Linked DNA regions of Homo sapiens: region 1 is linked to region 2. Evidence: chromatin loops called from intact Hi-C (ENCODE). Cell type or tissue: heart left ventricle. All regions are shown on one strand. Links, peaks and the distances in the headings refer to the core of each region. The heading gives the core; the rest is flanking DNA. Region 1 has its middle 23 kb from the start of LINC01987. Region 2 has its middle 42 kb from the start of LINC01987.

Region 1 (4,388 bases), core at 309-4,308, 65 kb after region 2:
CAAAAAGAGCGTGTGCAGGGAAACTCCCATTTGTAAAACCATCGGTTCTTGCAAGACTCATTCACTATCACGAGAACAGTGCAGGAAAGACTCCCCCTCTCCTTAATTCAATCACCTCCCACTGGGATCCTCCCATGACACGTGGGAATTGTGAGAATTACAATTCAAGATGAGATTTGGGTGGGGACATAACCAAGCCATATCACAAAGATTCCTGGAAGACCCCACTCCAAAGTAGCAGAAGTCACATGGGACATCCTGTTTCTCTCTTGGGCCCCGGAATTGATACAGCCTGGTGTTAGCTTCTGTATGCATGGTGCAGGCGATGCAGGCACCCAGGCTGTGGTGCTGAGACGAACTGCCGGGAAAGGCGTCCACCCTGCAAGAAGAATCACAGCCATCCTTTGGTAGGCACTTCATATGTACCACCCATTGTCCTTCTTAGAAGCCTCACAAATGACCCTATCTGTTAGGAACACTGACTATACCCATTTTACAGATGAGGACATGAAGCACAGAGGAGTTAAGTCATTTGCCCAAAGTCACACAGCTAGTAAACCAATGGACGGGGACTCCAGGGAGTTTGCTTGCAGAGTCTGTGGTTGTAGTGGCCCATTCTCTTGCTGATCTAAGGACATACCTGAGACTGGGTAATTTATGAAGGAAAGAAGTTTAATTGACTCACAGTTCAGCATGGCGGGAGAGGCCTCAGGAAACTTACAATCATGGTGGAAGAGAAGAAGAACAAGGGCTGAGTGAAGGGGGAAACCCCATATATAACCATCACATCTTGCAAGAACTCACTATCATGAGAACAGGAAGAGGGAAACTGCCCCCATGAGTCAATTATCTCCACCTGGTTCCTCCACGACACATAGGGATTATGGCAACTATAATTCAAGATGAGATTTGGGTGGGGACACAGCCAACCCAAAGCAGTGGTCTTAACCATATTGGTCCTGATTGTCTGTTCAGTGTCTTCCCCCAGGGGCCACAATTCACTATTAAGATTTTTCTTTGAATTTGTGTTTTCTCAGGCAACAAAAACTATTACTGACACAGCACATTAGCCCTGATCCATGCAAAAGGGAGGGTTCATGAATTAGGAATCCAGATCCCAAAGGGAATTTGCAACTAAGGACAGAGCAAGCATGATGGGTTGGGGAGGGGACAGTTGGGTGCCCTCTCCTCAAATAAAGTCACCAATTCATGGTTTTCCCTGCTGTTGTCTGGGTATTTTATTTTCCCTTTACAATTACTTGTCTGGGCTGCAAGAGAGATCAAACATGAAGAAATAAAATCTTGCGACAGTTTGCTGAAACTACCACAAGGACAAAAACCCAAATACCGCATGTTCTCACTCATAGGTGGGAATTGAACAATGAGAACACATGGACACAGGAAGGGGAACATCACACTCTGGGGACTGTTGTGGGGTGGGGGGCGGGGGGAGGGATAGCATTAGGAGATATACCTAATGCTAAATGACGAGTTAATGGGTACAGCACACCAACATGGCACATGTATACATATGTAACAAACCTGCACGTTGTGCACATGTACCCTAAAACTTAAAGTATAATAATAATAAAATTAAAAAAAATCTTAATCCAATAATCTACCTAACTGGAGATTACCATTATTAAAATCCTGCCATATTGTTTTCAGTCTTTTTTTTTTTTTTTTGCATGTTGAATTTTCTATTTCATTTGTTTGACGACATGAATAAAAATTAATTGATTACTAAAAATGCTTTTTACTCTGGAGAGGTACAGATAAAGAAAGCAAACAAAAGGACCAAAATTGTGCTACCCAATAACCCTGCTAACATTTGAAGTATGAATAAAAGTCACACACACATAAAGTTAGAAAACAGACCACAAAAGGGGGCCACTGTGAAAGTCACCTTCCCATCAACCTAGCTCTTTCCCCCAAATTAACTTAACAGTTTCTGTGATTCTTTCCAGAAAAAAAAAATGCATCCACCTGCATTTGTGGATCTACTTATATAAACTCTTTCTTCTTTGCATCCCTTCCAGGCATTTTCTATGCACATATTTTTCACACGGCTGAGATGATGCTGCAAGTGCAGCTGTATCTTGCCCTTTTCACCTGACACTCTGTGATAAGCCTTCTGAGATTGCTTTGTAGCAGGAGCCTCCAGGGCCCTACCCTCAAGAGGCAGCTCTCTGGGCAAGCATGCCTGGTTCTCTGGCAAAAGACTACCAGGAGGAGGAAGGTTTCAATGCCAGCCTTCCAGCAGATGGAAGGGAATAGCGCATGGCTGCTGTTTGTGCATGCTTATTTTCAGATCAATCCAGCCAACATTTCTTAAGCACCTACTGTGTATGTCATCGCACAGAGACAATTTGCCTGGCTTATTTCTGCAGCATCTTTCTCTAGGAAGGTGGAAGTAATATTGTGAATAGCCTTGAGAGCATTCACATGTTAGAGTGGAACAGCCAGGAAACAGCTGTTCCAAAGGACTGCAGAGTTAATCCGAACACCTCCGCCTCCAGTAGTGGCTTCAGAGTCTGAAACCATTTTTCTCTTCGCTTCTGTGCAATGCAGCCACTGACAGCAGCAAATATGTCCCTGACAGTAGTGGGAAGAGGCTGGTAGTCGAGTGATGGTTTCAAGCAGTTTGGGGCCAGGTGGGGAAATGGCACAGAGGACAGGGAGGCAGTGGAAGGCCCCCCTGCAGCTGTTGGGAGCCCCAGGCCAGGTCAGCAGGCACAGCATTTGTCAAGGCAGCCCATGACATTGAGGTTGGGCTGCAGAACCGGGTTCCTGGACCTGAAACCAGAGATATATCCCCAGTGCTGTGGGTCTCCACATGGCCAGTCTGGACATGGGGCTTCAGCAAAGCTAGAGTGAACATCTCATGGCTCATCAGAGCCTACAGATGTGGGTAGCAGAGCACAGCAGCTGCACACAGGCTCAGGTCAGTTAGATCTGGAATTTCTCTTCCTGGAACAGGGGCTTGGCAAGGATGCATAACCACCATGGGTCTCAGCATCCTCATCTGTGAAATGAGCACAGCAATACCCTCTTCCTTGGTAGGTTAAAGTACACACACAGTCAACAAATGGTGACCAATACTATAGTATACAGCATTGTTCGGCCTCTCAGCAGATTGTATTAGTTTCCTGGGACTCCCATAGCAGTACTCCCATTGTGCGTATGTTATACCTTTTATAGTTGTTCCACAGTTCTTGGATATTCTATTGTGTTTTCCTGAGTCTTTGTTCTCTTTCTTTTTTAGTTCTGGAGGTTTCTATTGATATAGCCTCCAGTTCAGAGATTCTTTGTTCAGCCCTATCCAAGCTAACTGATAAGCCCAACAAAGTCAGTCTTCATTTTTGTTAGTGCTGTTGTTTGCCTGCATTTCCTTTTTGGTTTTTCTCAGGGTTTCTGTCTCTGGTTACATTGCCCACCTATTCTTGCATGCTGACTACTTTATCCATTAGAACCCTTAGCATTAACCCACCCCTTAATTTGCATGTAATTGAAAGTGGGTTTACATGAGTATAAATAGAGTTGCCAACAGCCCATACGTTGCTGACTCTAGGTGCACTGCCTATGAGTTAGCCCTGTTCTGCAAGGAGCAGCTCTGTTTCAATAAAAGATTGCTGTCTAACACTGCTGGCTTCCCCTTGAATTATTTCCTGGATGAAGCCAAGGACCCTCCTGGGCTAAGCCCCAATTTTGGGGTGTGCCTCTCCTACATCAGAACTACCATATGATCCAGCAATTCCACTTCTAGGTATACACTCTAAAGAACTGAAAGCAGGGTTTTGAAGAGGTATTTGTACACCCATGTTTCTAGAAGCATTATTCACAATAGTTAAGAGGTGGAAACAACCAAAGTGTCCATCAACAGATGAACGGATAAGCAAAATATGGTGTATACATTACAGTCGATTATGATTCAGCCTTAAAAAAGGAAAGCCTGACACATGCTAAAACACAGATGAACCTTGAGGACATGATGCTGAGTGAAATAAGCCAGGCACAAAAGGACGACTATTGTAAGAGTCCACTGATATGAGGTACCTATAGCAGTCAGACTCATAGAAACAAAGTAGAATAGTGGTCACCAGGGCCTGGGAGAGGGGAATGGGAAGTCAGTGTTTAATGAGGATAGAGTTCCAGTTTCATAAGATGAAAGTGGTATAGAGATGGATGGTGGTGATGGTTATACAACATTATGAATATATTTAATGCTACTGAACTGTACAATTAAAAATAACTAAGATGTTAAATTTTATGTTACATATATTTTACCCCAGTAAAAAAAAAAATAGATAAGATGAAAAAGTGAAAGAGAAAAAAAAACATTCTCAGAATTGAGGGAATTTGTTGCCAGTAGACTTGGCTGGCAAAAA
Region 2 (4,388 bases), core at 312-4,311:
AATCCGATGTGGCCCCAGGTGGCAGGGCCCAGCCAGAGGGCTGCCTTCCAGGACGAGAGGTCTGAAGCAGTGGGCAGGACTCCAGTCTCCCACCCTACACAAGGCAGGGGGTGAGGATAGACACAGGGAGAGATAGGAGGAGATTCCATGGGTGGAAGGAGACTGAGTCACATGGGATAAGGGGAGAGGGATCTGAGATTCCAGCAGGCTCAGACACAGCGGCTGACCAAGCCCTGCAAACGCGGGCTAGGAGGGGCCGGGCTGCTGTGGGCGGGTTGAGGGCAGACAGCGGCCTCATCTGGAGGGCCTGGGAACAGGCAGATGGGGGCAGGAAGGGGAATGCCTTCAGTCGCCTGGTAGAACAAAGCCCTGGGGGACCTTGGACAGGCCTGGGATGGGCAGGTGGCTTGCAACCCAGGGAATAACGTTCTCCAAGAACTCAGCAGTCTGGGATCAGAGTTAGGTCCAGGGACAGGAAAGGAACCAGCATGTGCTGGGTGGCTCCTAGCACCCGCACATTTTATACACATGACCTTATTTAAAACTACATGACATGTGACATTTCATTGCCACAGCAGCCTTGGATGGAAGAGCTCATTATTCCCTTTCCTTGAGGTAGGACCTGGAGGCTCAGAGAGGTTATGTGACTTGCCTGAGGTCACACAGGAGCCAGGACTGGAGCAGGAGCCTGTCTGCCCTCCCTTTGCCCTTGAGGCCCTGAGGCTGGGTTGGGATTAGCCTGTAACGAGCCTGTGAGCCTGCGAGGAGAATGATGTTTGCAGGGAGGGAAGGCCCTGAATCCTGGGGATTGGGGCATGTTGGGTGGGGCTGCCCAGGTTGGAGCTCCCCTGGAAGATGCCCGTCCCACCCCATTCTCGCTCCTAGACCCATTCCATTCTGGGGTTGTCTTGTGCCCAAGATCTCACTGCAAGGAAGAGGCAGAGGTGGGACCAGGACCCACATCGCCAGACCCCAGGGTCACCTTGGGGTTACCTGCTCCAGCCCTCAGGCATCCTGAGTGAGAGACCACGTGCAAAGAAGAAGGAGCCTCAGATATGAGGGCCAGCACTTGAGGTGGGTCCAGGGAGGCGCAGGCTGTGTTCTGCCGTGTCAGCCCTGTCAGCCCCAAGGCCGAGGCCGTCTGTCTCCCCAGGCCCCTGAGAGGGCCCCTGAGAGGGTGCCCGGTCCTGTCCCCAGCTCAGCAGACATCTCTATCTCCCTGTGCCCTGTTAGGGTCCCCTTTAGCCTCAGGAGAAACTCCTGACCCCTTGACCTTGGCTTGCCCCGGAGTCCAGCCGTCTTTCTCCATCTCTTGACTCCATTTGAGGCCCCCTACAAGCACCCGGCATGTGCCAGGCTCTGTGCCGAGAGAAGCCCTCGCAACAGACCTGGGAGTCTGGGACCCTGTTTTGCAATGAGGAACCCCAGGCTGGGGAGATCGGGGAACCTTCTGTCAGTCATACAGCTGCTAAGGGGTGCAGCCGGGGCTCAGCTCGCATCTCACCAGGGCATCATTCCACCTTCACTCGTCCCAGCCAGAACCGACTTGCACTCAGTGCCTCCACAGGGCACGTGATGGAGGTTTGGGTCCCGCTGTGGTGGGCCGGGCTCCCTTCCTGACATCAGAGGCGTCAGATGCCGGGAGCCTCCACACAGGGGAAGACCCCAGCCTCTGCCTTGCTCAGGGCTCACCCTGTCTTAAGTGGCTACAAGAGATACCATTTCCCGCCACGGAATCTAGCTCCATCCAACTGTCCCTGCAAACAGCCCAGCAACTCAGCCCCTCCACACACACAGGGAAATCACCAGGGAAGGCAGTGAGCAGGGATTTCTTTCTTTTTTTTTTTTTCCTGTCCTGGGGTTAAACATCCCAGTTTGAGGTAAAACAAATTCCTTGCTGAAGCTCATCACCTCCAGCTGGGCCTTGGGAAGGCCCATTTCATCTGATCATTTAGCACTGAGTCATGCTGACGAGGTGCCTGGGCTGAGCCGTCCCACGCTTGCTGAAGGCTGGTCTCAGGGGATGGAGCCTGGCAGGCTGGGGCAGGCTCTAGAGGGTCGGCTGCAGCCGGGGGTGGGCTGGGGGAAGCCCTCCCTCCCTGCGTCATCAGATGACGCAGTGGGGGTGCTGTCCTCAGTCCTTCGGGGTCTGCGTCAGAGGTGAGAAGAAATTCTCCCTGGGCCTCTGCCTGGGGCCCACAGTGAGTAGGCGAGGTGAGAATCAGACCAGGAGAGGCCACCATGGGCTTGAGAATCCTGGGGCTGGGAAGACTGCTGCCCTGACCTCAGACAGGAGGAGGCGTCCAGCCCTCCCTCGGAGAAGTGGGCGCCCAGGGATCCACTCATCCAGGTTCACGGTGATCCTGCCAACCTGGGCATCATCCCGCCCAACGCACCCAGCAGGCCCATTGCCCCCAGCACCGCATCCAGCCCCCCCTGCTGCAGTCTCCACCTGCATCACCAAGTCAGCTGTCAGTCAGGGACTGCTTGGCTCTAGGGATTCCTCAGTTCCAGAACATGGGGAAAGGAAAGGAGAGGAGGAGAAGGGACAGAGGGAGGGAGGTAAGGATGAGAGAGAAGACGGGAGAGAGAGAAAGAGAGGGAGTGTGAAAGAGGAAGAGAGGAAGACAGGGGAGGGAGAGAGAGAGAGGGCACACGTTTCCTGCATGGGCGACATGACCTCTTACTAGGGTGTTATAATTTGAAGAGACTGGAAAGACTCCACCTTAATAGGTCCCTGCCACAGAGATTCAGCCTGCCCAAAATTGCCAATTCTTTATTCCTTTGGGCAAGCCCACTGAGACCCAGCTTAAAATGTAAGCGTGAGATCTGAGAAGGGCATTTGTTCACTAGCACCCGTTAATTCGGCAGCCCTGGTCACTCGGCTGAGGCTCAGAAGGGCTGGGGACGCTCTCAGGGAAGCTGTGGCAGGAGGCAGGCTGGCGTTAGTCGTGGAACCTGTTTTGGTGACACCTATTGACCTAACGGCTGCTGTCTTCCAGGGAATGCGTCTGGGAAACACTGGCCCAGTAAGTGGTCAAGACTTCATGAACCGCAGCTATCACTGCCTCAGAGCACCCTACGGAGAAGCAGTGGGTGAGAAAGAGTCCAGTGCACCCTATGGAGAAGCAGTGAGTGAGAAAGAGTCCAGCACGCCCATCTCCGCGTTTTGTTTTTCTGGAGATCCCTTCCCATCCGCTGCTGTGGGTTTGCAGGTCTCAGTCCTCCTGTCCTCCAAGTCTCAGGCCATGCTCCCAGCTCCGCAAAGATCCCCTGATTTCCTCCCTGTCCTTGCTGAAGATCAACTCTTCAGCCACCGAGCAGATGCCCACAGCTGTGGTGTGTGCCTCCCCTCCCCGGGCCCATGGTATAGACAGGTCCCGTCCACTTCTAGTTACTCCCAAGCTGGCCTTCCCACCACACACCGCTGGCATCTGTACCACTGGGTCCCTGTTGCATGAGCTCATAGTATGCGCCAGGCATCCTGCCAAGCACTTCAAGTCACCTGCTCGTTTAATTCTCACGACAGCCTTCTGAAGGGGATGTGCTATCACCCCATTTTACAGATGAGGAAACAGCTCCCACCATTCTTCTGTGAAGACACCAGCTTTGGGATCTTCCCTTAGGAATGGCTCCCTGTGCCATGGACCCACTCCCACCTGAGCTGTGACCTTGGTCAGCACCCCCAGCCCTGCTGCCCCTGGCTGGGGCCAGCCTGGACTTGAGTGGGGATGTCTGGGGCTCCCAGGTGGTTTTGTCCCTGCAGGTGGCCTCTGGCCAGCCCTCTGGCCCTTTCACTTGCAGGCAAAGGTTTTTGCTGTTTGCTTCTTGTTCCTCTGGTGAAGGACCCTGCTTTTCCTTCCAAGTTTTCTATTTCTTCTGCTTGCGGCTCAGCAGAAAAGAGAATAAAACTTCAGAGTAACATAAAAGCTTGCTGGTTTGGTGGTGTGCTGCAGGTGTCCTGCACAGGTGTGTGACCTCACCTTGACAGCTGGAAATGAGCCCCAGGGGACCGTTTACACCTGGGAATCGGCACACGCTCCAAATCAGGGCCGTTTCACTGGAGACCTGGCCATGGAACCTTCACCAGTGCATACTGCGGGGCCCTGTAGAGGTTCCTCTCCAGTTAGAGGGGACAGTCCTGCCCAGGAGCCCTTGGCTGCTAGCTTCTCCTGGCTCTCCTGCCTCTGCCCAGAGCTCAGGCTGCCACACCCCCCTACAGTTAGTGTGTAGCTGGTTACACAGTCTGTACTGCTCTCAGTCGGCTTCTTGAGATTATTCAACTCCTGGCCAACACCAGAACTTATTTTTTAAATAAATACTTGCAAACTGAAACCAAGCAAGGTCCCTACACGGAGCCACGTAGTGTGATTTCTCTACACAGTGAA

Evidence for each region. A loop is a pair of places that touch in the nucleus more often than their neighbours do. Peaks named below come from ENCODE experiments on the same cell type or tissue, not always from the same donor. Only the 100,000 strongest peaks of a DNase experiment are listed, where the experiment ranks them.
Region 1: a loop joins it to region 2, with 4 times the contacts of the local background. A loop is called at or near these places in 1 of 110 quality-filtered maps.

What each region holds. Positions count from the first base shown.
Region 1 is chr17:77,703,024-77,707,411 of GRCh38, reverse strand. No RefSeq gene overlaps it. Among named protein-coding and RNA genes, the nearest start is that of LINC01987, 23 kb to the left of the region's middle. In heart left ventricle, for the core only: no CTCF peak of the experiment used is centred there; no DNase peak of the experiment used is centred there.
Region 2 is chr17:77,768,501-77,772,888 of GRCh38, reverse strand. No RefSeq gene overlaps it. Among named protein-coding and RNA genes, the nearest start is that of LINC01987, 42 kb to the right of the region's middle. RefSeq lists enhancers at 2,013-2,868, 3,216-3,716. In heart left ventricle, for the core only: no CTCF peak of the experiment used is centred there; a DNase peak (open chromatin) is centred at 2,029.